Linked DNA regions of Mus musculus: all the other regions are linked to region 2. Evidence: chromatin loops called from intact Hi-C (ENCODE). Cell type or tissue: left cerebral cortex. All regions are shown on one strand. Region 1 overlaps Osbpl10 (oxysterol binding protein-like 10). Region 2 holds the start of Osbpl10 (oxysterol binding protein-like 10). Region 3 overlaps Osbpl10 (oxysterol binding protein-like 10). Region 4 overlaps Osbpl10 (oxysterol binding protein-like 10).

Region 1 (8,000 bases), 87 kb after region 2:
CTTAGTAATTTCTGAGACCCTTTGAAAAGACATGTCACTGAAAGACTTGCATTGTGATAACCAGTGTTAAAACTGCTGGAGTCCATAGTGGGACACGTAGCATGACATAGCTTTCAGAGTGGGAGCTATAGCTTAATGGTAAGGTGAGTGTTAGGTCCTGGTAGCAATGCCGTGAGTGTGTGTGTGTCTTTGTGTGTGTCTGTGTCTGTGTCTCTGTTTGTGTTTCTGTTTGTGTATTGTGTATGTGTGCATATGTGTCTGTGTCTGTATGTGTGTGTCTGTGTCTCTGTGTGTTTCTGTTTGTGTATGTATGTGTCTGTGTGTGTGTATGTATGTGTGTCTCTGTGTATGTGTGTGCACATGTCTGTGTGTTTCTGTGTCTCTGTGTTTCTCTATGTGTGTATATGTATGTGTGTCTCTGTGTATGTGTGTGTATGTGTGTTTCTGTGTCTCTGTGTTTGTGTGTGTCTGTGTATGTATAGAGACAAAGACATAGCCTTCACTCCAAAGGGACTAAGAGAGGGCTTATTCCTCGCCAAGTGTGAGTCCATGGCCTTAGAACACAGGCTCAGGTTGCCCTGAGTGGCGGAGGCCTCTGTGGAAATAGTTACATGAAATCATAGAACGACACTCATAGGTCAAGGTGCTGCTGGGTGAGGATGGCACTTAGGTGCCAGGTGTCGTCTGCTGCCTGGTCATGTTCCCAGCTTCTGGCCTGCTAAAAACTCCTGCTCTCCCCAAAACCTCATGCATCCCAGGATCCTCTCTGCTATCACAGTTGATACCCTATTGTTCTCATGGTCCCACTGAGTCCCGGGAAGGGCCCCGGTCTCTGGCTTTGTAGAATGGGTGCAGGGGACTGGCTGGAGAGAGAAGTCATGTGCTGTCTTTCTGTTCAGGTACTTTGTGCTGGATTTTGAGGCTGGCCTCCTGCAGTATTTTGTGAATGAGCAGAGCAAGCACCAGAAGCCCCGGGGAGTCCTGTCTTTGTCTGGAGCCATCGTGTCCCTGAGCGACGAAGCTCCCCACATGCTGGTGGTGTACTCTGCCAACGGAGAGATGTACAAGCTGAGAGGTACGTTCCCGTTCTGGAGATGGCGTGAGGGCCCCTCAACAGCTGCACAGTGTTGTGCTGATCGGCAGCTCTTCTGTGGGGAGATACCTTTAATGCTGGAGAGATGGCTCACTGGATACAGGCTCCTGCTGCCAGGCTAACAGCCTGAGTTTCATTCCTTGGTCTCTTGTGACAGAAGGAGAGAATCGAACCCCTGTAAATTGTCCTTTGACCTCCATAGGTATGCTGTGGCATTGGTGAACACATGTACACACACACACACACATGTACACACACACATGTACACACACACATGTATACACACACATGTACACACATGTACACACACATGTACACACACATGTACACACACATGTACACACACGTACACACATGTACACACACATACATACATACACACATGTACACACACACATACACACATGTACACACACACACACACACACAAATGTGATTAAATAACCACTTGGGAATCTGAAGAACAAAACAAGCCACCCCTTTTTGATCCCAGCACTAGGGACACAGAGGCAGGAAGTCTCTTTTGAGTTGAAGGTTAGTTTGGTCTACATAGAGTTTCAGGCTATCCAGGACTCCATAGTGAGATCCTGTATAAAAAAACAAATAAAAAAAATAGCTTTAATAACTGGTGGGACTCTGGTGACGTAACTACCCTCCCCAGGGTGGGGAAGTAGAACAAACATTGGGAATTGCTTGTCAGGGAAGAGGGAGCTGTTAAAGTAGGCTCAGCACTGAAGATTTCCAGTATTCATTCAAGCCTCTCTCCCCAGCCCCTGTGTGTGTGTGTGTGTGTGTGTGTGTGTGCATGCCTCTGTGCATGTGTGTATATCTCTTTGTGCACACATGTCTCTCTTTGTGCATCTTTCTGTATGTATGCGTGTGTGTCTCTCTGCATTTTTTAAAGATTTATTTATTTATTTACTGTATATGAGTACACTGTCCCTGTCTTCAGACACACCAGAAGAGGGCATCAGATCCTATTACAGATGGTTGTGAACCACCTTGTGGTTGCTGGGAATTGAACTCAGGACCTCTGGAAGAGCAGTCAGTGCTCCTAATCGCTGAGCCATCTCTCCAGCCCTCTCACTCTCCAGCCTTCTCTGTATGTTTTGAGTGCGTGCGTGTGTGTGTGTGTGTGTGTGTGTGTGTGTGTGTGTGCGCATGTGCCTCTCTCTTTCTTTGTGAGTACATGTTTGTGTATGTGCATCTCTCTGCATGAATGCCTCTCTCTGTGCATCTCCCCCTGCATCTGTGTGTTTGTGTGTGTGTCTTCCCTAATCCTTGTTTCTTAATCTTGACTCCGTTGCCTCTCTGCGAGTTGTGCTCTGTAAGCAGAGCAAGCCTTTTTCCCAAAGTTTCTCTAGAACCTTCTCTTTGCAAAGGTTCCCCATGTTCTATCAGTCCAGCATTGTTGTGGCTCCCGCCAGCAGCCTGCTCTGTCAGTTTCCCTGACATTGTGGTGCCCCCCCACCAAGACTGCACTGTGAGGGACAACTGTGGAGCGAAGCCATTGTACATAAAAGCCATTGTACATTGAAGCCTATGTACATTTTCAAGGCAGCTCCATTATTCAGAAATGCTGGCCCTGATCACTACAGGATGATGTAATTATCATTTTACCAGCATTCTGCTATGGTTCTGATAAAATAAGCAGAAAGTGTGTGTGTGTGTGTGTGTGTGTGTGCACATGTACATTAGTGTGTATGTGTGTGCATGCATGTGTATGTGTGCACTCGTGTGTACACACCCACACATGCATACAATGCTGCAGTAGTTACTTTTAGCTGTGACAAAATACTTGAGAAAATTGCTTAAGGAGAGAAGGTGCCTTTTTTTTTTTTTGTCTCACAGTATAAAGGATACAGTCCAACTTGGTGGGGACGACATGGTGGCCAGAGCAGGCAGCTGTTGGTCACATGGTGTCTACAGTCAGGAAGCAGAGAGGTGTATGCTTGTTCTCAGTGCTCTTGTTTTTATTTTGTAGGAGTCTGAGCCTAGGGGACGGTGAACTCACCTTAGGTTGGGTCTTCCCCTCTCTGTTAGACCTCCCTGCAAATACCCTCACGTACATGCTCAGAAGTTATGTTTCCATGGTGATCCTAAACCCAGTTGGCTTGACAAGAATTAAGGGACATATTCATCTTCCCACATGTCCCCTCCCTCACCTTGACTAATGTTGATTATTTAAGGCCCAAGCAAAGCCTGGCTGTGTTAGTAGCTGACAATTTTGCCTTCTTATATAACCTTTTTAGTTTCTTTAAAGTGAGATTAAAGTACCAAAGACAGGCTCTCCTCCCACCCTGGATCGTGCCTGGTGGCGGCTGTGAAGCCATGCTGAGGGCCTGGATTCCTGACTCTCAGTTCCATTTTCACTTGTTTTCCTGCCAAGCCTTACTTGTCCCAGAGATGAGGCAAGTTAATCTCTCTGTATTATCTAGACGTGAACCCTGTCTCAGAAGCTATAAAACAACCCCAGCTGCAGTTGAAGGCTTTGTTTTGGGTCTTCCTCTTTCAGGATTCCTGCAGCATCTCTTCCCGCTGGCTGGATTTATGTGGTCTTCGGTGACGCTTGGCCATTTATTGCTTAATAAATTGTTGGTGCAGAAACTGTAGAAGGGAAAACTTAATAGTTCCTCCCTCCACATGTGTGGTTGATAGAGACACAAAACCACACAGAAGAGAATGCCAACTCATTCTACAGTTGAACCATCCCGATTGGTTGGGGAGTTATTAATATTCTGTGGATTATTGAGCTCCAGTTTTTTTTTGTTTTTTGTTTTGTTTTTTTTTCGAGACAGGGTTTCTCTTTGTATAGTCCTGGCTGTCCTGGAACTCACTCTGTAGACCAGGCTGGCCTCGAACTCAGAAATCCATCTGCCTCTGCCTCCCAAGTGCTGGGATTAAAGGTGTGTGCCACCATACCTGGCTGAGCTCCAGTTTTTAAAATGTGCATATCTATAGGTGGGTTTGAACATGTGAGTGCAGTACCTGTAGAGGCCAGAAGAGGGCATAAGATCCCCTAGAGCTGGAGTTATAAGCAATTAAGAGCTGCTGCCTGATGTAGGTGCTAGGAACCAAAGGAGGGTCCTGTGTAAGAGTGGTATGTGCTCTTAGCTGCTCAGTCAGCTCTCCAGACCTTTCCAGTGGTTTTTATTTTTATTTTTTATTTTATTTATTCTATCTATCTATCTATCTATCTATCTTTGTTTTTTCAAGACAGGGTTTCTCTGTGTAGTCCTGGCTGTCCTGGAACTCACTTTGTAGACCAGGCTGGCCTCGAACTCAGAAATCTGCCTGCCTCTGCCTCCTGAGTGCTGGGATTAAAGGCATGCGCCACCACTGCCTGGCTTGTTTGTTTGTTTGTTTAGAGAAATTTAATAGCGAGTCTGAAGTTATTGTTAGATTTTGCAGGGGGAATTCATAAGTTTGGCTGAGCTTTATCAGCTTTGAAAATGTCAGGATCGTTTCCTGCATGTTATGGCCTTTCTGTGTCCTGACGCCAGATAGCCTAGTCTCTCATTTCCCTGGCGCTGGCGCTGGCTCTGGCTCTGTCTGGCATTTGCTTGCCTGTGTGTCTGTACATGATGTGTCAGAAGGTCAGAAGAACATGCTGGATCCCTTGGCACAGACAGCTGTGAGCCACCATGTGGGCGCTGGGAACCTACGCTGGGCCCTCAGCAGGAGCAGCCAATGCTGTGAAGCACTGAGCACTCTTTCCAGCCCAAACTCTGCACCGCTTTACTTGAAAGCTCAGGCTGAAGCTGAGTTTTGGCAAAGGACACTGTATTCACGTTTGTAAACAGGTCTAATTTGGGAAGAAATATTTGTGCAGAATTCCCTTTTGTACCATTAGGGTTTTTTTTGTTGGTTTTTTTTTTTTTTTTTGTTTTGTTGTTTTTTGGTTTTTTGAGACAGGGTTTCTCTTTATAGCTCTGGCTGTCCTGGAGCTCACTTTATAGACCAGGCTGGCCTCGAACTCAGAAATCCGCCTGCCTCTGCCTCCCGAGTGCTGGGATTAAAGATGTGCGCCACCACGCCCGGCACCATTAGTTTTCTGTCAGTATTATGTCGTTAGCTGCTGTTGATGACTTAGGTGTGTATGGAATATATATGTTCGTGATATTTTAAGAATAACTACATGTATTATTTGAGACATGGGGTATACATGGGAGAATGTGACCATATGATTGTCTTGTGCCTTAATCTCTTTCTCCCTTTAAAGTTCTGTGTGTGTGTGTGTGTGTGTGTGTGTGTAGGCCAAAGGTCAACTTTGCTCTCTTCCTCAATCATTTGCCACCCTACTTTTTGCGGTAGAGTCTCTCTTTGAACCCAGAGTTTGCCAACTCAACCAGGCTGGTTGTCCAGCAAGCCCCAGGCATCCTCCTGTCTCAGCGTCCCAGCTAGAGCTCTAGGGATGTGACACAGTGCCTGGCGTTTTACCTGCGTGTGCAGGATCTGAACCCAGGCCCTCCCGCTTGTATATCAAGTGCCTTACCCACTGTTCCATCCTCCCTCGAAATACCCTTTCTCAGCCTTTTTTAAAAAGGTAAGGTCTCACGCTGGGCTCCAGCCACATTGGCATGGAACTCCACTCCTTAAGCCTTGTTGGCCTCGGACTCCAGATCAGCCTCCTGAGTGCTAGGATCTCAGGTGTGTGCCACCATGCCCAGCAAGACTTCTTACTACCGTCATTAATGTCACATCCAGCCTTCGTGTCTCTGGGAGAAGTCTGGGGGGCTCCGCGGCAGGATTTGGTGTCTTCCTCCATAGACCTTACGCAAATCTCTGAGAGTGCTTCTGCTTAACAAAGGACACTGGAAGACTGTACCTGGAACCTTTCATTAGCCACAGGAGGTTCAGAAGCGTTTAAAAACAGTGCCAGTGCTGTCCCTGCTGCCCTATTAAGTGACAAAGTAACTTTTCCAGAGGAGGTTTTTTTTTTAAAAAAAAAGGCCTAATCATTAGTTACTGTAACTGGTATTTTGGAAGACATTTTTAGGGTGTGATGTCTGAGTGTCCTTTGTGGGTTTTTTTTTTTGTTTGTTTGTTTGTTTGTTCCGTTGGGCTGTTAGAGAATGTCTGTGTTTGTGTTTCTTCTCCCCCTCTCTGTCTTCCCTTTCCCTCTCTGGGTCTCCATCCCCCATAGGTGGACGACCAAATCAGTTGCTGTGCTTGCGAACAATCCACAAGCTTTCCTCTCTCCCTCTTCTCTATTTTAGCCGCTGACTCGAAGGAGAAGCAGTTGTGGGTGACTCAGCTTCGAGCGTGCGCCAAATACCACATGGAGATGAGTTCCAAGGTAGGTAAGCGGAGGAGGAGGAGAAGGAGGAGGAGGAGGAGGAGGAGGAGGAGGAGGAGGAGGAGGAGGAGGGAGCCTCCTGAGTCACCTAGTGACTGTTTGGAGCCCAGTCACCCATTTATCTCAGGGATGTGGGGGTGACAAGATTTGTATCATAATTGTGTGTTTGTGCAGGCATGCATATGTGCACTCCGAAGCCAGAGGTCAGTGTTGAGTGTCTTGTTTTTTGAGACAGGGTCCTTCACTGAACCTGATCTCATCAGCTGGCCAATGAGCCCCAGGGATATTCCTGTCTCCATCCTCCTAGTTGCTGGGGTTACAGGCAAGTGTCACAGTGCTGGAATTTTACATGGACACTGGGGATCCGAACTCAGATCCTCACGCCTGTGCAGCAAGCCCCTTGTCCACAGAGCCATCTCCCCATCCCCTAACTTACTTTGAAGGCAGTAGCAGACTGTGTCTTTTTCTTGCTGCATGCAGTTCAAAGCCACGTCAGAGAAACAGCTTGTCCTGTGGTAAGAGGCAGAGGGGCACAGATGTCCAGAGAGCCAGTCTGTAGGCTTTAGGTAGGAACTCCTGTCAGTGTAGACTGCTGCAAATAGGCCCAAAGAGAAGCTCGAGTGAGAGACCTCGCTGTGGAGACAGAGCACCCTGAGGTACAGTTCAGGAAGACTGGACTGTGTAGGGGCCACGGCCTGACACTGATTGTGTCCTTGCAGGGAGCTCCTGCATCCTGAGCATGGAAAATGTTCCCAGGGAGTTTGGTGTGGATGACTTATTTTGGTCTCAGCATCCCGGGAGAGTGTTTGATGTGATGGGGGGGGGGGCAGGGATTGGGTGAGTGTTTTCATGACTTACTTTGGAGTCTAGATAAAACGCAGGTTCCCCTGCCAGATGCCTTCATGCGGAGTGCTGCACGTTCCTTAAACTGAACACCTGAGCAGGGCTTTCTCATTGCTTCGGACTTAGTTACAGCATCCGATGGCTGCGTTTGTCCGTTCTGTATATCTGATAGAAGGGGCTAGCTGCACCTCAAACTTGTATTCTGCTGCTGTTGTGCCAGGAATCAAACCCAAGGCCTTGTACTTGCTAGGCAAGTGCTTTACCCCTGAGCTGCACCTCTCGTCCCAGGCTTCAAGCTTCCAGCCCTTCCGTCTGCTATAACCTGCTTGCCTCTCGCTCATGGTGCTAATATGTGCCTTAGTAGTTTAGGTCTCTCTGTACCCCCATCCTCTTCCACTTCTGAGATGGGGACTAGGAGTCGCCCTGTGTAGCCCAGGTGAGCCTTGGGCTCTTGGCAGATCTTTGGCCTCAGGCTCCTGAGCCGTAGCTTGTAGGTTAGAGCTGCCAGAGTTAGCGTTATACCCTACTCTACCTCTAAGCACAAGTGAAATTGATGCCTTCCACTGAGTTTATATTACTTTTGGAAGGAAAACCCTTGCTTGCTTTGAACAATCGCCCTTACTTGCTTTGCACCCCCCATCCCCCGCTGGCCTGGTCTTAGCTGATGAGGGAGGAGCTGCAGGCAAGTACCTTCTTCAAAAGTCACTCCCCACCCCCTGACTCTTTTCTAGGAACTAGAGAGGGAGTTTCTGGCCACTTCCTCAA
Region 2 (8,000 bases):
CCTGGGAGGAGGTTATGTGTACGGCTCCTTTACCTGCACACTGGGGATTTGACCTCTATCTCCACTCTCATTAATATGGGTGGCCTATTGCTCTTATTAAAAGAAAAGGGGGATCTGTGAGGAGCCGCCCTCACATTTGCCATTATAAGATGGCACTGACAGCTGTGTTCTAAGTGGTAAACATAGTCTGCACACATGCAGGGGCAGTTTTCCCACCATGTGTTCTGCCTTTCCCGTGATGACAACTGGGCCGATGGGCTGCAGCCAATCAGGGAGTAATACGTCCTAGGTGGAGGATAATTCTCCTTAAAAAGGGATGGGGTTTCGCCATTTGCTTGCTTGCTCTCTTGCACTCTGGCTCCTGAAGATGTAAGCAATAAAGCTTTGCCGCAGAAGATTCTGGTTTGTTGCGTCTTTCCTGGCCGGTCGTGAGAACGCGTCTAATAACAAGAGACCAAGTGGCTTATGGAAGCTAGAGTCACTAGAAAAAGGGAGGGAGGGAGGGAGGGAGGAAGAGAGAGAGAGAGAGAGAGAGACAGAGAGAGACAGAGAGAGAGAGAGAGAGAGAGAGAGAGAGAGAGAGAGAGAGAGAAGGTCTTGTGAATTGTGAATTCCAGGCTGACCTTGAACTTGCTGAGTAGCTGAGGATAACTTTAATTTCTGATAATGTCTAATTCTTCCTTTTTGACCTTCTGGGTACTGGCACTACAGGTGTGTAGCTCCTGATTTATTTATTATTATACGTAAGTACACTGTAACTGTCTGTCTTCAGACATGCCAGAAGAGGGCTTCCGATCTCATTACGGGTGGTTGAAAGCCACCATGTGGTTGCCGGGATTTGAACTCGGGACCTTCAGAAGAGTAGTCAGTGCTCTTACCCGCTGAGCCATCTCACCAGCCCCGGCTCAGAGTACTCTTTTTTTTTTTTTTTTTTTTTTAAAGATTTATTTATTTATTATATGTAAGTACACTGTAGCTGTCTTCAGACACTCCAGAAGAGGGCGTCAGATCTCATTACGGATGGTTGTGAGCCACCATGTGGTTGCTGGGATTTGAACTTTGGACCTTCGGAAGAACAATCGGGTGCTCTTACCCACTGAGCCATCTCACCAGCCCCAGAGTACTCTTTTTTTTTTTTTTTTTTTAGATTCATTTATTTATTATGTGTAAGTACACTGTAGCTGTCTTCAGACACTCCAGAAGAGGGAGTCAGATCTCCTTAATGGATGGTTGTGAGCCACCATGTGGTTGCTGGGATTTGAACTCCGGACCTTTGGAAGAGCAGTCGGGTGCTCTAACCCACTGAGCCATCTCACCAGCCCCAGAGTACTCTTAAAGGAGCTAAATGCTCGCTGGAGGACAGACTGTTACTTCTGGTTTTGTTGTTGTTATTGCTGTGCCTCCCCCCGCCCCCCCCCCCCCCGCAAGAACCCTGAGCTTGGAGTTAGGAGACCCTGGTTCCACAAGGCTCTTCTGAGTTCCTGTTTCATCCTGGTAAGTCCAGTTTGGTGGCTCAAGCAATAAACACTGTTTTGTGCTGCCTGTGGCTGGGTGATAGAAGCTTAAGGACCTCCCTGCTTCCCTTAAATTGCTGATGGGAGAACAGATTTCTCACTGCACGCAACAGGAAATGGGATTCCAGGCACCCAGCAGCACGGTCTGTAGTTTCATTAAGTATAGAAGATGAAACCGGACCTTTTGTGGAGCAACATCACCAAGGATGTTAACAGTGGCTAAGAACTGAGGGTCAGAGCTGGGTGTGGTGGCACACACCTCTAATCCCAGCATGCAGGAGCCAAAGGCAGGTGGATCTCCAGGAGTTTGAGGCCAGTTGGGTTTGCGTAGAGAGTTCTAGGCCACCCAAGGTTGTGTAGTAAGAACCTGGTTAAAAAAAAACCAAAAAACTCAAAAACAAAACAAACAAAATTACTGAGGGTCGGGGGTGAGGAGATAGGTCAGTCAGGAAAATGCTTGCTGTGCGAGAATGAAAAATTGCTCAGTCCTTAGAACCCATGTAAAACATCGGGCGTGGGGGCTCACAGGAGCTGAACTGGTAAGCTCGGGACTGCGTGTCAAAAGCAAGGTGAATTGTTCCTGGGAATGACACCTGACATGTCTGTCACCCACACATACATGCACATACATGCACATGTATCAACACACATACATACACAATACATAGGTACAGAGAGGGTGAAGAGAGGGAGAGAGAGGGAATGGGGGAGGCACATACAAGAACAGGCTCATGGGCTTGTGAGATGGCTCAGCAGGTAAGGCACCTGCTGCCAGGCCTGCTGGCCTGAGTTCAGTTCCGGGTAAGCAGGCGAAGTATTTGCTACCAAGCCTGAGGACCCGAGTTGGATCACCTTGGCCCCTGGAGTAGGAGAGAGCTGCCTCCTGCAAGTTGTCCTTCAATCTCTGCAACCATGTCATACCACTTGTGTGCCCCCTCCCGTATTAATATTTTTTCTCTTACTTTTTCTATTATTATATTTCTTATTATGTATTTTAAGGGGTTGGAGTGATGGCTCAGCCTTTCAGAGGGCTCAGTTTCAGGTCCCAGCGCCCACATGGTGGCTCGCAGCCATCTCCAGAGCCAGTTCCAGAGGCTCCTACATCCTTTTTTTGACCTCCGTGGCAGCGGGCATGCACTCAGTTGGGGCACATCTGTGATCCCAGCACTTGGGAAGTAGAATCCAGAATTCCAGGCTAGCCTTGGCTACATAGTTACTTGAGGTCAGCCTGGAGTACATGAACTCATAACTTAGCAAGCAAGTGAACAAACACCAAACTAACCAAGGGACACCTCTGTGTCCTTTGGCTTCAGTGTGGGTCTCCCTCCCCTCCCCTCCCCTTCCCTCCCCTCCCCCCTCTCCAGTTTCTCTGTGTAGCCCTGGCTGTCCTAGAACTTGCTCTGTAGACCAGGTTGGCCTCAAACTCAGAGAGATCCACCTCCCTCTGCCTCCTCATCCTCTGCTGTGATTATAGGAGTAGACCCCCCCACCCAGCTTCAGTGTGGTTCTCGTATTTCTTCTTGCAAGGCTGTTTTACTTTTTCATAATATGTGGACACCTGGAATTCCTATTTACGTGGTGGCCATCTCTTACCATCACCTCTGAAGCATCTGCATGGGCGTCTCCAGAGCTGAACCCTCTGAAAACTTTCAGACAGGTGTGAAGCTGAAAGGACTTGGGGGCTGTGCTTGTGAGAATGGACTCTACCTAGCAATTAAAAAAAAATCTATCTATCTATCTATCTATCTATCTATCTATCTATCTATCTATCATCTATCCATCTATCGTGTGTGTATGTGTGTGTGTAAGGAGAGGTCCCAGCTTCTCAGAGTTCTAATTTTAGAAACAACCAGATTGCATTGAATATTTATATCCACAACGATAACTAGTGGGCTGGAGAGAGCCCGATATCTCTCTGCCTTTGCTAAAGAGCAAGACAGATTGAGAAGAACCCAGCGTGTGGGTGGGCAAAAGAAGTTTCTTGGCGGACAGTGAAGTGTGTGTATGTGAGTCTTCTCATTTGCCCTCTGGTTTGGGCCCCTCTGGCTCTCGGGTGTGCAGTATCCAGCGCAGTGACTCCTCACTCTTGTTTGTCTGTGCCCATCACCCCTGGGATCAGGGTGAAGTGAGCGTGTGAGGTCAGGAGAACGCTCACTGGAAGGCACCTAGTCCTAGCCTGGTATTCGCTGTGCATCCATCCGATCTCTGACTTGTGGAACCGGCCCCAGCTGACAGCCTGCTCACCTGGGAGAGTCACCTGCTGCCCCTTCCTTTCCGCTTTCAAACCCATGGGAGAGCCCCGAGGGCCTTGCTGCCCTGTTTCTAGGCTCCCTCAGTGAGGCTAATTTTCAGGTGACCGTGTACGTGCTTGGCCCAGGCTCCTGTGCGCCGACACACCGAGAGGGAGCGTGCTGGTGTCAGGGACCGGGCGGGTCCATATCCGGGTGTACCGGGTGGGTAGGACCGTCCCTCCCTCCAGGTCTCGAGGTGGGTTGGGGGTGGGGAGAAGGGCGTGCGGAGATTTCCCCGGTCAGGATCCAAGTGAGGGGGCAACAAAAGGCTAGGGTGAAGGGGGCCGATGTAGGGCGTGCCCACTCTGTCTGCCAGGCCCGCCCCAGGAGCATCCTTAGCCCGGGCTCCGAGCGACTGCAAGGTTCGAGGAGCTGGAGGAGGAGGAGGGACCTGGAGCCCCGAACTTGCCCGAGAAGTGGCTGGAGGGCGGGGCCGGGCCCTGGTCGAGGCGGGAGGAGGGGCGGCCGCAGCTGCAGCTAGCCCGGCTGGCTTCCTTCCCAGCCCTCTTTCCCTCCTCCTCTTCTTCCTCCTGTATGAGTCAGGCATTTCCCGGGGAATCAGAGCAGCCACGCGCGGCCCGGGAGCCCGGAGCTGTAGCGGCAGCGGCGGCGGCGGCGGCGGCGGCGGAGGAGGAGGAGGAGGCGGCGGCGGGGCTGCCACCGCGGCGGCCACCGGCTCCCCGGGCGCGCAGCGATCATGGAGAGGGCGGCCCAGAGCACAGACGGCGGCGGTGGCGGGGGCAGCAATAGCAGCAGCCGGAGCAGCAGCCGCGCCACTTCGGCGGGCTCCTCGCCCTCCTGCTCCCTGGCTGGCCGAGGGGTGGCCAGCCGCTCTGGGGCCGCGGGACTGGGCGGCGGGGGCAGCCGCAGCAGTCCCGGCTCGGTGGCGGCTAGCCCGTCCGGAGGAGGCGGCCGAAGGAGGGAGCCGGCGCTCGAGGGCGTGCTCAGCAAATACACCAACCTCCTCCAGGGCTGGCAAAGCAGGTAAGGAGTCCGCCGCTCGCGCCCCCGCGCGCTCCCCGGGTGTGGAACGTGGCGCCACCCGCGGCTGGGGACTGCCTGGACACCTCGTCCTTCCTGCACCCTGGCGGGCGCCGCAGCAGCGGGAGGGAGGCAGGAACCCTGGTTTTCCTTGGGTGCTGAAAGCTGGCAGAATCTGGAGTGGCGTCGGGTGCGCCCTAGGTAGTTCCGGTGTCCTACCTGCTGAGGGTCTCTCACACCCAAGAAGAAGGGTTGAGAGGGACCCGCAGAGAGGGAATGCTCGGTGCCGGGCGCAGAAAGCATTCGGCACTCGTTGTCCAGCACAGTTCTCCCCACTCCGTAGTTCCTGTTAAAGTACGATGTTTGAAATACAACAAGGAACCTGTCACTTGTCATCTTTGGAGTGTCCCGCTCCCAGGGTGTGCATATCCCTTCCCTAGTGGGTGGCTTAACAGCGCAGTTTGTTATTATTCCCCGTTCAGGTGCATGTGAAGTTTCTTTGCTTCCCTCTCAAAGTTGCCAAGCCTTGAATTGGGCGTGGTGGCAGATGCTTGTAATGCTAGGCACTTAAGAGACATGAGGCCAGTGGACTTGAGTTTGGGGCTAGCCTGGGCTACATAGTGAATTCCAGGCTAGTCGGAGCCACATCGGGAGAACTTGCCCCAAAAAAGAAGTTGGCAAGTCTAGTGATGGACAGACTTCTGGAAGGATCGGGATGTCAGAGAGTGGAGTTCTCAGCATACATGGGGTGATGAGGTGTGGACTTCTGTTGTATGGAAGGACTTAAGGATCAGGCACAACGGCCTCTGTCTGTCTGTCTCCCTTTCTCCCCCCTCATCCCCCCATGTGTGTTGTGTGTGTGTCTGTATGTGTATGCCAGTGTGCCAGTCGCCAGTCTTTGGAGAAACAAACCAAAGTTGAAACATCCATGCAAAGACACCATTGGGGAGAGCATTGTCTTCTCGAACTTCAGTATCCCTGGATCACCATTTGGGACCCTTAATGGTTTGTCCTTGTGAGATTTGAATCCCACCCTAGAGTCTGGCTTATCTTTGCTGGTTGGACCAGATCCCTCTTAGCTCTTCCCGCAGGCTGTTTGGAAATGCTCTGATGGTTTCCAGATGAACCATGGGCTGTCACAGACGTGCGATGGTGCCTGTAGGAAGAGGACTTTGGACGTAATGGGAACCAAGCAGTTCTAGATACAGAACTCTGAGCCTCACCCAGGGTTTCCTTGGAGATCTGTTACTATGTTAGTGAAGTTGCTTTTAACTTCGGAGTCTTCCTCAAAATAGCTTCTTCGGTGTCTGCTCTTACCTCCCCCCACCCCTGGTTTTTTAAAAGCTGAAAACAGAGGTAGAGTTTGTAGGAGGGGAGAGATAGGAGATGACTAAGGGTGATTTCATTTCTTGAAAGTTGTGGCTCTGAATGGCAGTTCGAGGTACCTTGTCAGAGACACTTTGAAAGCGTGCTCATGCTTGACACTGCCTCTTCTCTAGCTTCTGGGGCCAGCAGAGCGGCTGCCCTAGATAACTGGTGTCTTCTTTGCCTGGCCATAGTATTTTACCTGCAACATGTATTAAAGGATTTTTCCCTTTGTAGTGGATTTAGGAGGGATTTGGAGTTATGTCCTTTTTACCAGCTTTAAAACCTGCTGTGGTGTTTCAGTTGGAGTCAGAGTTTGAGAAACAACAGCAACAACAAAATACTAAGGGTCACAGACTTAACCTAGGTAAAGTGCCCTGATGTGCATGCACCCTACTGAGCATGGTCAAGGGGGGTCTCAGCCTTTGCCTCACAGCTGCCAATAAATGTTCTCACTCCTCCCAAAGGATTTTCTGTAACGGGGGATGGCTGTGGCCCGGCTTCTGTCCCATGTTGGGATCTCCCTGAACCATGGCCCAAGGTCCATTAGTGGTCTGCGGATGGTTTATGCTGACCCCGTGAGAACACATTGATCCTTTCTCAGGGGGTCTTGTAAAGGAGAGGAGGAGGAAGGGAGAAGAGGACCAAAATAGGCACTGTGCAGCGATGGAGACTTTGGTCAGTTATTTCCCTTCACCACAGACATTAATTGAGTATCTTCTATGTGCCAGGCCCTGTGGAAATGGCTGGCGCCACTTGGGAGACAATCACGGGGAATCTTCTCATGAATCGGCTAGGAAACAGACCCAAGGGCAGGGCCAAGGGGGTAGGAGCCCACCTGTAGTAGATTCCGCCTCTCCTTTTTTGGAACAGTATTGAGGTATATCAAATTACATATTAAGGGGCTGGAGAGATGGCTCAATGGTTCAGTGGCTGTTCTTCCAGAGGACCTGAGCTCAATTCCACACGGCAGCTCACAACTGTCTGTAGCTCTAGTTCCCCAGAATCCAATACCCTCATACAGATGCGCATAACACCAATGTCCATAACATAATTAAAAAAAAGATAAAAAAAAACCAAAAATAAGGTAAAAGAAGACACTTCAAAAGTATTTGCTTTATTTAGCTATTTGTGTGTGTGTGGTGTGTGCTCATGTGTGTGTGTGGTGTGCTCATGTGTGTAGAATAGTCACATGTGGAGGTTGAGGACAACTTGTGAGGAGTGGATTATGTCCTTCCACCATGTGGGTCCCAGAATGAAAGTCATCAGGCTTAGCAGCAGGCCCCTTTACCCTCTGAGCCGTTATGCCAGTTCCAAAGACCGTTAAACACAGGTTTTAAGCCTGAGTGTGAAGAGAAAGAGGCAGGTGGAAGATCAGAGAGGAGCATGGGGGGCCTCTGAGAGACTGCCTCCTTTTGGTTATTATTGTTTTTGGGATAGGGTCTCATGTAGCCCAGGTTGGCCTCAGATTCAGTGAGCGTAATCGAAGCAGGCTGAAAACATCTCTAATAGTCTTCTCTAATTCATAGTCACACATTGTTCAAGAAGACATTCAGAAACTGAACATGGGACTCAAGCCTGTAGTCCCAACACTTGGGAGGCTGAGGCAGGAAGATGACAGGCAGTTTAAGGCTTGCCTGGGCTACAGAGTAAGGCTTTGTCTTTAAAAAAAAAAATCATATTTACAGGATGACTTTAAGGGATAAATTCTTTTTAAAAAATTAATTACTTTTTTATGTGTATGAGTGCTTTGAAAAGGATTTTATTTATTTATTTATTTGATACATATGATGAGTACACTGTCGCTGTCTTCAGACACACCAGAAGAGGGCATCAGATCCCATTATAG
Region 3 (8,000 bases), 75 kb after region 2:
GTGTGTGTGCCTGCTGTTACGTTAGAGGCCACTCTCTCCCAGAAACCAGCCCACACCTCCCCGCAGCTACTGGATAGAGTGGGTCAGCAAGTCTGCAGTGGCCTTTCCTGCTGTGGGCTTTAGGTCTCCCTCACCCTTGCAGTTGTGAGCCCAGAGCCCCACCCCCATTGCTTAGACCCAGAGCCCCGCCCCCATTGTGTAGACCCAGAGCCCCGACCCCCAGTGCCTAGACCCAGAGCCCCGCCCCCCAGTGCCTAGACCCAGAGCCCCGCCCCCCAGTGCCTAGACCCAGAGTCCCGCCCCCCAGTACCTAGACCCAGTACTTTGAATTGTTTTTACTACTTCTCTCTAGTGCCTTCCTGCCTTGTGACTGGCACATAGGTGGGGCTGCCTGATGGGACATAGGTGTGGAGTCCTCCAAGAACCAGGAACTCCTTTCCTTTGGAATTGTGGGGGTCTGATGGGTTGCCCGCCAGGCTAATCATGATCCGGCTCTCTCCTAAGGAAGCTCTGGGACCTGCATTTCTGCTCTCCCACCTAGGTCATGGCTACCTATGCTAAGTTTCCCCTTTAATTCAGCCTTTCTGAGGGGTTGTCCATCTCTGCTTTCTTTTTGACAAACCATTTCTAGCATCTTTTATTCTTTCTTTTTAAAGATTTATTTATTTAATTATTTATTTATTGTATATGAGTACACTGTAGCTGTGCAGATGGTTGTGAGCCATCATATGGTTGCTGGGAATTGAACTCAGAACTTCTGCTCGCTCTGGCCCCGCTTGCTCTGGCCTAAAGATTTATTTACTATTGTATCTAAGTACACTGTAGCTGTCTTCAGACACACCAGAAGAGGGCGTCAGATCTCATTACCATGGTTGCGAGCCACCATGTGGTTGCTGAGATTTGAACTCAAGACCTTCGGAAGAACAGTCATTACTCTTAACCGCTGAGCCATCTCTCCAACCCTTCTAGCGTCTTTTAATCTTTATAACGCCTGCCTCTGTTTTAAGAAATGTTTGTTGCCGGAAACCCCAAAAGTGAGGATTCTGCTCATGAGCACACAGATGCTGCTCCTGGTATGTCTCCCCCCCCCCCCCCCCAGAAAACAGGGCAGGTTACACCTTTCTTCTGAGTTCAGCGGCTAAACACAGCCGTTTCTTGTCACAGACTGTGACAAGTTCTGACTGAGCTGGGAATAACTCCTATACGGTGGCCTTTGAGTTAAGCTGGTGTCCAACTCTGGCCCAGACTGGCCTCTCTTTGGGATTATATGTTCCCTGGAGAGTGCCTTGTGTGCCCACAGTTGCCCCGGGAAAACCCGAGCGACTGTGATATGACTCCACGTGGTCCCCACAGACAGTTCTGTGCACAGCTCTGTGCTAAAGGGACACAGATTTCAATCTAGTATGTGGTGGTTCCTCATTTGCTCTTTCAGATTCACCTAATTAAATGCCAGGTGGAGCCAGCAGTCAGCTAGCCAGCCAGGGCATTTCAGTTGGAGACTTCGTACTTTTCTAGATCCTTCTGAGGTAGTCCAGTCTGATTGCCCATAGATCATGCTGGCTTCTTGGTGCATTAGTGCCTGGGACTAATTGCCTGCTTGGCCCGGCCTGTCCTGCCCGGCCCTGAGATTGCTGACTGGGTGGCTATTAGGCTCTTGCTGAGTGTTTTTGGTTCCCTGCCAGTCTGGGAGGTGTGGGTCATGCTTGGCAAAAGGAAATTGAGCAATCAAACTAATGTAGGTGTGAGCCGCCCTCCCTGGAGAAGAGATAGTGGGAGAGGCCGAGAGAGGAAAGCAGGGCGCTATTGGCTAACTTTCTCCCCAGGGTAACAGACCCTACAGAAGCAACTTTAGGGTTTCTTTTGGTTCACAGTTTGAGAGTGCAGTCTGTCATGATGGCAAAGATAGCAGGAGCAATGGACAGCTCGTTCCGCTCATGTGAGGGAGACACTTTCCATCTTTGTTAAACCTCCCTGGACATCCCTTCATAGACACACACATTAGTGTGTCTTCTAGGTGACTCAGAGTCCGAGTCCAGGGAAGTTGACAGCTAAGACTGACCCTCACTGTATTTCCTGTGACCCCTTGCCACCCCCGAAGCATTCTTCCCTCAGTTTGTGGATCTCCCTTTGGTCCCCTTTCCTTTCCTTCTCCTATGCTGACTCTGGCATTGAGACTATTCCTGGGTACCCTGGAGTTCTCTGCCTCTGAATTCCTGTCTGCATTTGGAAAATTTACAGTGTTTCCTCCTTTCCGCCTCCCTGCATTTAAAATAGTTCTTTGGGGGGTGGGGGTGGGTGGGTCTGGAGAAATGGCTTCATTGGTTACGTGTTCCTACTGTTCTTGCAAAGGACACCAGTTCAGCTCCCAGCACCCATTTCAGACAGACCGGAACCACCTGTGAGTTCAGCTCCAGGGCACCTGATGCCTTTCCTCCAGGTTCCTGCAGTCATATGAGCACATCCACACACTGATGCACATGCATGCACAAAATAATAAAATCTAAAAAATTGGGGAAGGGTGGGACGGTCCTGGGGAGATGGCAAGGAAGAGAGAAAGGAAGAGAGAAAGAAAGAGAGAAAGAAAGAGAGAAAGAAAGAGAGAAAGAAAGAGAGAAAGAAAGAGAGAAAGAAAGAAGAAAAGAAAGAGGGCTGGTGAGATGGCTCAGCGGTTAAGAGCACCGACTGCTCTTCCAAAGGTCCCGAGTTCAAATCCCAGCAACCACATGGTGGCTTACAACCATCCGTAACAAAAATCTGATGCCCTCTTCTGGAGTGTCTGAAGACAGCTACAGTGTACACACATATAATAAATAATTAAATCTAAAAAAAAAAAAAAAAGAAAAACGAGAGAGAGAGAGAGAGAGAGAGAGAAAGAAAGTGAAGTTGAGGCCCTATGTCCTGAAGTGGGAGTTTTCACAGGCCTCTATCTCTGAGAAAAACCATGTAGTGTACGGTCAGAAGTGTACTGTGGGCAAATGGCTACATCTGCTGTGTTCTTACATTTTTGTTGCTGGTGGGATTGAACCCATGGCATCCTCGCTGCTAGGCAAGCACTTGGGTACCGAACTATACCTGCTGCCACAGGTTGCATCTGCTGTTGCTTAGGTCTAAAACTCTTGGGGGTTAGTCAGCCCCTCTGTGCCTTGGCACGCCTGTTTCCAAATCAGAAACAGTGGTGCCACCTTCTCCTTGGGAAGGTGTGGAGGGAAGGATTCCCAGTCTTGAGTTTTCTCTGTGCTCACTGCAGTTTTCTGTAGTCTGTCACTGGCTGAAAGCGCAGGCTCCGGATACACTGTAGCAGTAGGTGATTAATGATGCTCTCATCCACCAGGGGGTGGAGGTGGCAGGGAAGTCCTCCCTGCCACCTGCCCCAGTTTTCTGGGCTCCTGAGTGAAAGATCTCACACACACACACACACACACACACACACACACACACACACAGCCTTCTATTTTAGTATGCCTTAAACAGCTCAATGACTGGGCCACTCCAAATCTTCATGCAGCTGGCACACTCTCCCCTCCAACACTCCTGAATTATTACTGACTAAGACCTATATTCCATCCTGGCCACCCCAGCCCCAGGCCTGCAGCCTTCCTGGGCCATGATCCCTGACTCTTACATGTTGGCAATCTCTCTGTCCTACACTTCTCAGGTCTGGTCTTTCTCCTTTCTTGCAAGGCAGTTCTAAATCCACCTTCCTCTCTTGGTCCCCTTACCCACGAATCTTAAAGTCCTTCCTGCCTCTGTCTCCCTGCCCAGCCATTGGCCACCGGCAACTTTATTTACCAATCAAAGCCAACAGGGGCAGGAACCTTCAGTGTGTTACACACAGATTCTCATGCAGTTTTGGGAACCTAGTTAACATAATACAAGCGTTAGACCAAATCCACAATAATATACCCAGTAAACAAACAAAGAAGATCCTACACAAAGTGCCCACAATACAAGGACCTAGCTCCATCTCTGCCACTCATGTAAAAATCCAGGCATCTCAGTGTTGGCAAGGGGCTTGCTTGCCAGCCAGTCTAGCCAACCAGGGAGCCCCAGACCCAGTGAGTGACCTTGTCTCAGACTTTAAGATGGGAACTACTGAGGAAGACACCCGATGTCGATGTCTGACCTCCACAGCCCTTAGGAAGTCCCTGTTTTTCTGAGATGTGTAAAACTGATGTAGTAATTGTCTTCTCTTCTATGAAGAATTTTCAATGTGGCGACGGTAGTTACTTGAGCTTCCGGGAAGTAGACTTTGGAAGCTTTGTGACTGGTTGTGACTGGTTGGTATCACTGTCTTCTGGTAATTACCCTGAGTTTCTTAAGATTAGTGTAGTATTGTTATGGCTTTTATATATAGAAAGCCGTGGGTGCTAAGCACCGTTTCCAGCGCTGGGCACGTGGATTTGGCAGCCATGTTGCATTATTCTCAGAGACTAATTGTCGAGCATTTTGCTGAAGCAGGGGCTTAGTTGATGTTCCTTTGGAGCAACCATAGGTGTCTCCTCAGCCTGGGTTCTGCAGCACATTCCCCATGGGTAACCGTGGCTTCTGGACAGCTGGTGCCTTAGTTCATTGCCTACCACCCAGTCATCTTTCAAACATGACCCCGTCAGGTCCTTGGGGGCAGGAACAGTCACTGGATTCAATATTGAATGTAACGGTGGTATCCACTTTTGTTGGGGGAAAGCAATGAGCATTGTAATTCCTTGTTTTAAAGATATCTATAAGTTGGAGAATTGCATTGTCAGTTAAGGGTCCTTGCTACTCTTGCAGAGGACCCAGGTTAAATTTCCAGCACCCACATGGTAGCTCAAAACCATCTGCCATGCCAGTTCTAGGGATCTGACACCCCCTCTGATCGCCACGGGCACCAGTTAGGCACATCGTGCACAGACATATATGCAGGTGGAACACTCACACACAAGGTATAGAATAAATAAGTCTGAAAATTGTAAAGGTACCCATGCCGCCCAGTGGCTCCGCCCAGTGGCTCCGCCCAGCGTTGTGTTCAGTGTGGTTCTGAGCGGATGCCAAAGGTTCGTTCAGGCTACATGGCCCCACTGTGCTTGGTAGAACGCCCTGGCAGCACCTCCGTGTTCTCTTTGTTTGTGAGAGATGGACACTAGTGAGTAGCAGGGCCTGCTTTTGCCACACCTAGTTTCCGCCACACCCGGTTTCAGAGTCCAGGTTACCTACCGCGTGGTGATTTCTAAATGTACCAGCGTTCTTGCTGCTCGCACTAAAGGTGGGGTCACATTTTCCTTCCAACTCCCTGCTTTATTTCTCCTGACCCATCTCTCTTTAATATTAGAGTTCATTTAGTCTGAGGTCTAGGCCCACTCCTCCTCATTCCTTTCTTCCTCTCTGCACTCCTTCCCTCTCTCCCTCCCTCCCTCCTTCCTTTCATCGCTCTCTCTTCCACTCCTTCCTCCCCTCCCTCTCTATCTCTCTCCCTCCTTCCCCTTTCCGTTTTTCTCTATTTCCTCCTATTATTGAGACCACATCTTTCGCTGGCCTAGAACTCCCGGAGTAGGCTGGTTGGCCAGTGATTCCCAGGAACCCTCCTCCCCGTCCTCCGCAATGTGCTGGGATCACACTTGTGTGCCACAAGGCAAGCACATTTTTTGTTTTTGTTTTTGTTTTTTTAAGTTGGTTTAGGAGATCAAGCTGGGGTCCTCCTCAGGTTTGTAAGGTAAGCACCCCACTGACAGAGCTCTGTCTTTAGCCTTGAGTTTTCTTCCCTCCATTTATTTCCTTGGGCTGGGCATGCCTACTGGGACAGAGGACAACCCCTGGGATTGACTCTTCCCTTCCACCACGCAGGCCCTGGGGAACTGAACTCAGACCATCAAGCACCTTTACCCATGGGAGCGTCTCATGGGACGAGTGGCTGCACATTCCTTTCTGTGGTTTGTCACTCAGGCCACTCAGTTCCCAGATGATGGTTGTCCCTGCTGTAGGAGCGCCTAGCTGGGCTTCAGGGGGAAGTTTATGCTTCCCCATCAACTGATGCCATTCCTCTAGGCCCCACATTCTCACGACTTGCTATTGTAAGTCTGTTTATTGTAGTCATTCCAGTGTGAATGTGAGACCCGTCTCCTTGCAGCCTCATTTACATATTGCTAGCATCTACCACGTGTCCCTTCTCATTTGCTTGTGCAGCGTTTCATGCTCGTGGTCATCCCAGTTTTGTTTCTGTCACTGTGATAATACACCTTGACAAAATGCAACCTAGGGAAGCCAGAGTTTCCTTTAGCTCCCTGTTCTGATACATTGTGACAGAGAAGTGGAGACAGCAGGAGCTTAAAACATCCACACAGATCACAGCTGCAGTCAAGAGCATTGACTGCCTGCCTGCTTGACACTCAGCCAGCTTCCTTAACATAGTCCAGGACCGAAGGGCATGGTGGCGCCCGCTTATAGGCTGAGTCTCCTTACCTCAGTGGATGAAATCAAGACAGTCTCCTCCTGACATGCCTACAGGCTAGCTGGATTTATAATTAAAACCACCCAGCACAATTACCAACTTCACTGGGATGGGTCACCTACCTCCATATGTCTAAGGGTGTTTCCAGAGAGGCTTATCTGAGGAGGGGAGACCCACCCTCAGTGTAGATAGGACCATCGTGGGCTGGGGTCCTAGAGTGAATCAACAGGAGAGGCGAGCTGACCAATGGTTTCCTTTCTCTGCCTTGTTACCGCTACAATGTGACCAGCTCATCACACGGGTGCCATGCACCTGTTGGGAAGCTTTGCCACTTGAGCTGGCGATGTTCCCAGGAACATCAGCCTGCCTGTCTCCCCAGATAGCACAGTGCTGTTTCTGTTGACCTGGCCTGGTTGAACTGTTAACATAATGGGGCAGGCACAGGGACAGCCAGACTCTGTGCTTAGGACAGTCTCAGCTGGGTATACAGTGGACACTGGGGGACAATGCTGGTTAGCCTCCCTAGTCCATGCTGAAGAAGATGGAAGCTCTCTAGTAGCTAACTGCTTTCCCCTCTGCATGGCAAGGCCTCTCCCAACCTCTTTCCACACTGTCACAATGTATCAGAACAGGGAGCTACATGCTCACCACTGTTCATTGAGGCCTCTTGGTGGGGAGTGAAGATGGCTTCCACTCCAGGCACCCCTTCACCATGCTCAAGGCTGTTTCAACCCTGTTCTTCCTTTTCCATTCTGGCTCCTCATCCGCAGATCTCAGTTCCTCAGTCCTGGGAACCTCACAAGTTCCACCGTACTAACCCACTCGCTTCTGTCATGAGGCAGCGTCACGGCTGGACTCTGAGTTTTCTTTTCGTGTGACTATCATCAGCTCTCACCTCCTGGCACTACAGCAGGAAAACTGCTCCATAGTAGGTGCTCAGGAAATTATCCCGAGAAATTGAGTGCGGCTGAGACGGCTCGGCTGGTTGGAATAGGACCTGCCTGCCACACAACCCTCAAGACCCAAGTTCAATTCCCAGGGTCCATATGATGGAGAGAACAGTTCTTGAAAGTTGTTTTGTGGCTGTGGCACCTGTGTGCATGTGTGCATGAGTGTACACACACGCTGCTATTGCTACTGTTGCTAATTCTTAAATAAAGACAGACATCAAGAGCCCAGACTGTCACTAAGTTGGTAGAGCCTTAAGTACGACTCCCAGAGCTTTATAAACCAGGTATGATAGCACACATGTGTTCAGTATTCAGGAGTTGAAGAATCAGAAATTTCTCATGCTTAGCTTTACACGGATTTGCAGGCTATCCTGGGCTACATGAGCACCTGTTTTCGAGGGAGAAAAAGAAAAGAAAAGATAAATCAGGGAATCCTCGCAGCTGCAGTTTTGCTGTGGGACAAAAACTATCTCCTTCTAAACCTCGTGGAATGTTTTTGGGCTCTTTTGTCTTCAAGCATGATATGAATACATTCACCCAGAGCGTGCGATCTAAACGAAAGAGCCTAGTACAGCCGACCACCTTGAGGCTGAACATGAATTCCCATGACAGTCAATCCTGACAAC
Region 4 (8,000 bases), 60 kb after region 2:
AAGGTCTTTACTCAGCAAACCATTTTGGAGGGAGCCCATGAGGCCCTTCCTCCTCCTCTGGGAACTCCCTCAGTATGTGTTTGATTGCTCAGTGATGTGATTGGACAGGGGACAGGGTGGTCCATCGGATTCTGTGTTGGAAATTGACTGGAAGGGGTGCAGATGTAGCTCAGCTGGCAGAGTGCTTATCTAGAAAGCACAGAGGAGCCCTGGGTTCGATCCCCAGCACCACATGAGCCAGGTGTGTCATGCCCACGTGTAATCCCAGCACTCGGGAGTCAGAGGGGGGCGGGATCAGAAGTTCAGCTGCACGGTGAGTTTGAGGCTAGCTTGGGCAATGAGGTGGGGAGGGAGAGAAGGAAGGAGGAAGACAGGAGGGAGGAGGAGGGGGGAGAGGAAGAAGGGTGTTGTATCAGCAGCAAGCAGGGAGTGTTGGATGACCCAAAGGATAGCAAGACTCAGGTCATGAGGGAGGTTTTGTCAGTTCTGGGCATGCCCTTTTGGATACCATGTGTGGTATGAACAAAATCTCAGATTTGGAAACAGGATTGTCTATAGAACTTAGAGGAGGGTGGGCATGGGTGTGACTGGGGTGGACCGCAGGCTGTGACATCTGATTTTATCCTGTAGACTGGAAGCTAAAGGTGGGTGTGGGCGGACTGTGCCTTTGTTTTTCTTGTCCAAAGGAGACCATCGCTAGTCGTGGTGAGTTTGATACTGGATGCTTTCAGCTGGAAGTCTGGACGTGTACAAATGTCCCTCACAGGTTGCTGAGTGATGTGAATGGGCTGGCAGCCTCCAGTATGCTCATTATTCATGTGGCATTCGGAGCTCTCCACCCTTCCAGCCCTAGTCTTGCCTGGGGTAGCCCTATACTGACTTGACCTCTTTGTCCTTAGGGGCTTGGTCACCTGCTGAATGCAATGGAGGGGGGCGTGGCAGTTGGATTATATCCGGTCAGCAATTCCAGTGATGGCTTCCTTCCTGTCTCATTTATGTTTTTGAAAATTCTTGTTCATTTTCATTTTACATGCCTGGGTGTTCCGCCCACATCCTTTTTATTTTATTTTATTTTATTTTATTTTATTTTATTTTTTAAACTTTCTTCTTACAGACTTTTTTTTTTCCATTTTTTTTAATTAGGTATTTAGCTCATTTACATTTCCAATGCTATACCAAAAGTCCCCCATACTCACCCACCCCCACTCCCCTACCCACCCACTCCCCCTTTTTGGCCCTGGCGTTCCCCTGTACTGGGGCATATAAAGTTTGCAAGTCCAATGGGCCTCTCTTTCCAGTGATGGCCGACTAGGCCATCTTTTGATACATATGCAGCTAGAGTCAAGAGCTCCGGGGTACTGGTTAGTTCATAATGTTGTTCCACCTATAGGGTTGCAAATCCCTTTAGCTCCTTGGCTACTTTCTCTAGCTCCTCCATTGGGAGCCCTGTGATCCATCCATTAGCTGACTGTGAGCATCCACTTCTGTGTTTGCTAGGCCCCGGCATAGTCTCACAAGAGACAGCTACATCTGGGTCCTTTCAATAAAATCTTGCTAGTGTATGCAATGGTGTCATCGTCTCTCGCTCTCTCACTCTCTATACCCACCCTTGAGAGAATCCCACCAGTGTGTAGCCATCATAGGACAACTTGTGGGAACCTGTTCTCTCCTTGCAGCATATGAGTTGAGTCCTGAGGATCAAACCAAACAACCAGGCTTGGCCAAAAGCTCCCTCTGCCTGCTGAGCTGTCTTGCTGGCCCTGGGGACTTGTCAAGTACTAGTGGAGCAGTTGACTATCAAGCTGTAGAATTCTCTACTCATCTCTGCCTCCCCAGGGATGGGATGACAAGCATGTCCTTCCACATCTGACTTCTCATGGATGCTGGGGTCAAACTCGGGTGCCTCCTCACCCTTGTACAGCGGCCATTTTGCTAGCGATGAGACTTTCTCCGCCCTGAGTGTATAGGCTTGTAAATGCTTATATCATCTCCCCGGAGGTTTTCCTTTTGAGACAGACGACTTTCCTCATAGCCCAGGCTGGCCTTGAACTTGATCCTCCTGGCTCAGCCTGAGTGCTGCAACTGTAGGAACATGCCACCTCACCGGGCTGTTCTTACTGTTTTTTTCCAATGCCAAAAGTAGATTTAATACAATAGCATAAAGGTTATGGGGATTGTCAGTGTGTTTTTAATAATTAAATATAGCTTTTCTGCCTAGAAAAGGACGCAGTTGATTGTACCCTTTCAATTATTACTAAGTTTATCCAAGTCCTACGTTTGACGGCTTAGTTATTTCTGAAGCCTTGAGTTCAATTTGTGGAAATTATTTCATTTACATACTAATAATTTTCATCTCAAGATGGTTCCCCTAGTCACTGAGTGACATCATTTAGCTTCTAAATTTAACAAATTAAAGTTCTAAGGAAGGCTGTTAGCACTATTTATAAATTTAATCAGGCTTCTTTAATATTTTAACCTCTAGTCATATATTCAAAGGATCTGTTTTGCTGAAGCGCCATAAGGCTCTGAAGTTGCGTTTCGTGTCTCCACAGCCCTTGACATCCAGTGCGTCAGACTTATCTCTCAGTACCACTGAGTCTCGGACATCTCAAAAGGCTCAGAAGCAGGCTGGAGAGAAGGCTCAGTGGGCAGGGTGGGGGTGGGGTGGGGTGCTTCACTACACAAGCAGAGGACCTGAGTTTGAATTCTACGTTAAAAGTTGTGTGTGCCTGTGGCGAGTAGAGACAGGAGGAGGACTGGGCCTTGCTGGATTTCAGCCTAGCTCCGGGTTTGCTGGAGACCTAACTCAAAGGAATAAAACAGTGTGGTAGAGTGGACACCACACGTCCTCTGACCTCTGCAAATGTATCCATAGGCATATGTCCCCACATGTATACGTGTGCATATGGGGATGGGGAGGGAGAGAGGGAGAGAGAGAGAGAGGGGAGGAGGGGGAGGGGGAGAGGGAGAGGGAGAGGGAGGGAGAGAGAGAGAGAGCACACTGGAGAACTTTCCCACCTCTTCTTAGGGCTAGCATAAGCATTCAGGATATAGGCTTCCCATTGGCTTCCCAGATGAGTGACTCCAATCTCTTTAGGACCAGTGCCACCTGGGAAAAGGGACCCTCAGTTGAGAAAAATGCCTCCATCAGATTGGCCAGTGTGCAAGTCTGTAGGGCATTTTCTTGATTACTGATTGATGTGGGAGGTGCCAGCCCTGGACAGGTGGTCCTGGGTTGTGTAAGAAAGCAAGCTAGCAAAGGCACTGTGCTGCTGTCTCCTCTTCAGTTCCTGCCTCTTGGTTTCTGCCTTGGCTTCTTCTAAGGTTGGCCTGTGATCTGTAAGGAAACAAGCTGTTGTCTTCCCATGTTGCTTTGGGAACTGTCCATCACAGCGGTAGAGAAGCTAGGAGAGTGTGGCTGCCCTGCCTGCCTTAAAGACTTCGGTCGGGGTGTGTGTGTCTGTGTGTCAGGTGGGTGTCCCTGGCATGTCTGACCCTCCATTGGTGACTTTGTCCCCTGCTGTTCCCAATGTCCCATGGCCATCTCTCCCATAGTGATGTTATCAATACTCCCAAGAGAGTACTAGAGTAGAAATCAGCACATGTAGCTGAGGAAGACCTGGAGCTTCTGATCCTCCTGCCTCCGATTCCTCGGTGCTTGGGATTGCAAGTGTACGCCATGACTCCTGGAATCATGTGGTGCCGGGGATTGAACCTAGGGCTTTGTGTGTGCTGGAAAGCACTCTACCAACCGAGCTACATTTCCAGCTGAGAACAGGTACTTTGGAAGTTAAAATATCAAAGCCAAACGCAATTTTCCTCTCCCTGGTGATGGGGTTTGAGCCTGGAGCCTCGATCGTGTCAGGCAAAACTTTACTATTGAGCTTCCCCGCCCCCCGCCCCCCCCCCCCGCCTCCCATAGGTAGTTGTTTTTTTGAAGTATTTGTCTCGATATGCGTGTGTGCATGTGCGTGTATAAGAGCAAACAAGTACGTGACACTCAGAGAACAACTTGGCAAGAGTTGGTTTTCTCCTTCCACCGTGTGGGTTCTGGGGATCAAACAAGTCATCAGGCTTGGCAGCAAGCCCCCTTAGTCACTGAGCCCTCTTGTTGACCCCGGATTGTGACTTTCTTGGGGAGCGGACGCTTGTTCTTACACAGAACGTTATTGGACAGAATAATTCAGCAAGGGAAGGAAAAGGCGGGGCGAGAGGGGAGCACGGAATGAACACAATCGGCCCTTTTGGCGGAAACCAAGGCCTGCTGATTTCAGTTTTGTTAATTGGAAAGAGCGAGGGGGACTGGCAGGTGCCTGGGAAGTAATTAAGTGCTGATTACTGGGGCTTTTATGTCGGGCTGCAGGGGACGGTGAAAGTGTCCCTGTCAACCGGCTAAGAGTATGGAGGGGGGCTGCGAATTTGCATTCTTATTGCACTGATTAGCATTCTCTGAGCTGTGGATGGCAGGACACAATCTTTAGAGTGGACAGAGACTGTAACTTAACCTGGGGAGGTTGGATGTCTGGCTAAAGGTGTAGGATGCTCATTTCTGGTCTGCGCCTGAGGACAGAGGCATCCAATCCCTCGTCATCACATCTGACCCCTCTGGCTTTAGGGGCGATGGGGTGGACACGATAGCCCCAAACACAGATTCAGGAAGAGCAGGCCGAAGGGAACATTTTTATGTTAGTGTTTTACAGGCATGTGCATGTGCACTGGCATGCTATGCGGCAGTGTTGGGAATGGAGCCCAGGGCCTTACGCATGATTAGCAAACGCCTGTCCCTGAGCGATGGCCCCTTTTGTTATTTTTGAATGGAGGACATGTGTCAGTGTGAAGAACATATATATATAAATGCTACCTGTATTTTTCCTCTTTGAGGCAGAGTCTCATGTAGCCCAGGCTGCCTCAAACTTGCTTCTGTAATGGTTAAATTGACCTTGACCTGAACTCCTGTCTCTGCCTGCCTCTCCAAAGCTAGGGGCACACCACCACACCTGGGTTAGGTGGTGCTGGTGAGCAAACCTGGGGCCTCGGGCATGCTGGTTACATCCATCAGTGACATCCCAGCCAGCTGATTCACTTGGAAATGTTCTAGAAGGCAGGCTTTCTGGGTAGAATGAATGTCAGGTGTCGATATGCTTTGGCTCAGGGGACAGAATTGAATAAATGTCAAGAATGAGGGGATGGGGACAGTGAATTACTTGTTGGCCTTGTGGAGACGTTCATGGGTGGGGGTGGGGTGGTGTTTCTTGGCTACTTGCCAGAAGGTTGGATGATGAGTGTTGCCATTTTGTCTAAGCTCCGCCCCACAGTTACCTGGCAACAGCCGGGTGTGCCTGACTCACTATAAAAGGGGCCGCTCACCCCCTCCTCGCTCTCTTGCCTTCTTGCCCTGTTCTGTCTTCTTGCTCCTGCTCTCTCTCTCTCTCCCCCGCTCCTCTTCCCCATCTCTCTCATGGCCAGCTTCTACTTCTCTTCTCTACTCCCTCCCTCCTTCTCTTCTTCTTCCTCTCTCTCTCTCTCTCTCTCTCTCTCTCTCTCTCTCCCTCTCTCTCTCAACCCCCCTCCCCATGCCCTGAATAACCTCTATTCTTTATTATACTGTCCCGTGGCTGGTCTCTCAAGGGGAAGGGATGCCTCCGCATACGCCCTCGAAGGCACACCCTTCTCCCCACCATACTTCACCTCCACCAAACATATTCCTTACTCTTTATTTTTTATAAAACACAACAATGGGAGCTGGGGGCCAGTGGAGGAGCAACTCCAGGAGATGGCGAATAAGGGCAAGTCAGTCATGGTTTCCTCTCCCCATTGCAAGTGAACAGAGAGCTTGTGTTCTAAAGCTGTGGGGCTGGAGAGATGGCTCAGCAGCTTTTCTTGCAGGCACAAGTTTCTGCCACCCATGTGTGACAGCTCACAACTCTAGCTTTAGAGGGTCTGAGGCCCTCTTCCAGCTTCTGCAGGCACACACTACCCCAGACCCAGAAATGAAACTTTAAGAAAATGAGACTTAGGTCAGTGAGATTAGATTTTTTTCTTTTTCTGTGACATCCCTCAAAGTGAGTTCCATGGAATAATAGTCCCCCGAGATTCAGTGCCCAGAATGGGATTATTGCTGGGGTCTGGGAGTCACCACACAAACCATGTGTACCCCAGTTTCAATTAAGCAAGACTAGTTATTGAACACACACCATAACACTGAACTTCTAGATCCACAAGAAGGAAAAACCTAATTTTGGCACCAGTCTGTCCTCAGGGCAGGCTTTTCATAGAAAAACCAGGCTCAAACGTTCAAAGGCAAGCAGTGAAGTGGTACAGCACTTTCGGCCAACTAAGCAAAGTGTTATCAGCTAACCTCCTAGCTGATTGGTCCTGAGCGAGGTAAGAAGGGTGGTGGATGGTGGTGGACAGGGGAACTTCAGGGCCTTGAGATACAGGGTGCAAGGGATTCAACCATAACTCTTTGGCTTATTAGCATGCTTCAGTGTCGGTTAAAGTAATAACAACAAACTTAATTTCACCTTTCGAGTAACATGGAGTCCGAATACAAAATGGCTACAGTTGTGTTAAAAGGCGCAGGCCTCCACAGTTGTGATCAGTAAGGTTGGGAAACCCTGCCCGCTGCTGTGCCTTTCGGTAGCTGTGCAATGAACAAGTCACGCGGCAGAGGAACTGAGGCTTGGCGATGGCGATGTCATTCTGGTTTCTTAGACTTCACAGGTGACGACACTTGCTATAAAGGTCTTTATTGAGTTTTTATTTGGTGTGTGTGTGTGTGTGTGTGTGTGTGTGCATGTGTGTAGGTCAGAGGACAACTTCTGGAAGACCAAGCTTTTTCTTTTTTCAGCAGGTGTGGGCCCCAGGATGGAAGTCAGGTTCCATTCTTGGTGTGGAAGCCATCTTTACTCCCTGAGCCACCTTGGTGGCCCCAGGATGGCACTCTTTGACTCATAGACACTTGCAAATGTGCTTCAAGAACATTCTAGGGGAGACACCTGAGCTTGGCTTTCAGTCCTTGGGAAGTGGAGGCGAGGGACCAGGAGTTCAAGGCTAACCTTGGCTACCTAAAGAGTTGGAGGCCAGTGGGATATAATGTAATTTAAAACTAAAGCCCCGGACAAGCAAAACAACCCACATAACAACAAAAGAACAAACAAGAAGAAGCAAAAAGAAACAGTGTTCACAAGCCCTGCTTGGGGCTTTGTGTTCCAAGGATAAGAGCTAGGTTTGGGTTCCTTAGACATGTGGCTTGGGATTGTGTTTTGCCCATTGGCTGTTGCTATGAATGTGAGTTGTCAGGTGGGAGTCGAATACTGCAGTGTCTCATGTCTGTACATTGTGTTGGGTCTACCTTGTTTCTGTCTTGTGGATCCTCTCTGTGGGTGTAGTTCCCAGCTAGCGTCTGTACACGCTAGTGTGACACTAGTGTATGTACAGAGAGGTTGACTGTTTGCTTTTCCTTTTTTTAAATTTAGGCTCACAAAACTTGTTCTCGGGTGGTCATTCCGCTGGCTGCCTCAGTTCCCAGAGGCCTGTGTGGATGCGGACACTGTTGAGGTGGCTTCCCCGGCTACTTGGCATGAACTGAAAATGCCTGCCTAATCCATGTCAGGGCCCAGTGGCATTTAGGGGATTCCAGCCAGACTGTGTAGTGTGTCATGCATGCTATTGTGTGTATGCAACACAGAGATAAGTGTGTGTGTGTGTGTGTGTGTGTGTGTGTGTGTGTGTGTGTGTGCAGGTATCTGTATACCACAGATTGTATGTGGAGGTCAGGGGAGGGACAACTTCTGGGAGGCAGTTCTTGTCTTTTTTTACCTGTTGCCAGAAAGTAAGTCTCCCTCACTGTTTCTGCTGCAGCACTGTGTCCTCGGGGCTAGCCGCCCGTGAGCTTCCCAGCGGAGATTGGAGATGTGTGGCATACTTACGGGCTTCAGTAAAGAAAACCTGTCCGAAGGACTTGAATTTTTTGATTTTGGAAGAGAGGGTTTTAGGGG

The links. Peaks named below come from ENCODE experiments on the same cell type or tissue, not always from the same donor. Only the 100,000 strongest peaks of a DNase experiment are listed, where the experiment ranks them.
Region 1: a loop joins it to region 2, with 6 times the contacts of the local background. A loop is called at or near these places in 5 of 42 quality-filtered maps.
Region 3: it touches region 2 in a loop (2.7-fold over the local background); 5 of 42 quality-filtered maps call a loop at or near these places.
Region 4: a loop joins it to region 2, with 2.6 times the contacts of the local background. A loop is called at or near these places in 3 of 42 quality-filtered maps.

The regions. Positions count from the first base shown.
Region 1 is chr9:115,060,934-115,068,933 of GRCm38, forward strand. It overlaps Osbpl10 (oxysterol binding protein-like 10), which reads left to right. Exons shown (of 12, transcript NM_148958.3): 2 at 900-1,075; 3 at 6,313-6,392. Among named protein-coding and RNA genes, the nearest start is that of Rps27rt, 82 kb to the left of the region's middle. In left cerebral cortex, CTCF peaks have their summits at 4,101 (motif pointing right) and 6,565; DNase peaks (open chromatin) are centred at 3,424 and 6,339; H3K27ac peaks cover 1,598 bases.
Region 2 is chr9:114,974,176-114,982,175 of GRCm38, forward strand. It overlaps Osbpl10 (oxysterol binding protein-like 10), which reads left to right and starts at 4,310. Exons shown (of 12, transcript NM_148958.3): 1 at 4,310-4,789. The coding sequence starts at 4,503. In left cerebral cortex, a CTCF peak has its summit at 4,839; DNase peaks (open chromatin) are centred at 3,471, 3,889, 4,323, 4,819 and 2 more places; H3K4me3 peaks cover 3,300 bases; H3K27ac peaks cover 2,118 bases.
Region 3 is chr9:115,048,857-115,056,856 of GRCm38, forward strand. The region is part of intron 1 of Osbpl10 (oxysterol binding protein-like 10); the gene reads left to right. Among named protein-coding and RNA genes, the nearest start is that of Rps27rt, 70 kb to the left of the region's middle. In left cerebral cortex, a CTCF peak has its summit at 3,291 (motif pointing right); DNase peaks (open chromatin) are centred at 1,677, 3,340, 6,096 and 6,325; H3K27ac peaks cover 830 bases.
Region 4 is chr9:115,034,153-115,042,152 of GRCm38, forward strand. The region is part of intron 1 of Osbpl10 (oxysterol binding protein-like 10); the gene reads left to right. Among named protein-coding and RNA genes, the nearest start is that of Rps27rt, 55 kb to the left of the region's middle. In left cerebral cortex, no CTCF peak of the experiment used is centred here; a DNase peak (open chromatin) is centred at 4,224; H3K27ac peaks cover 177 bases.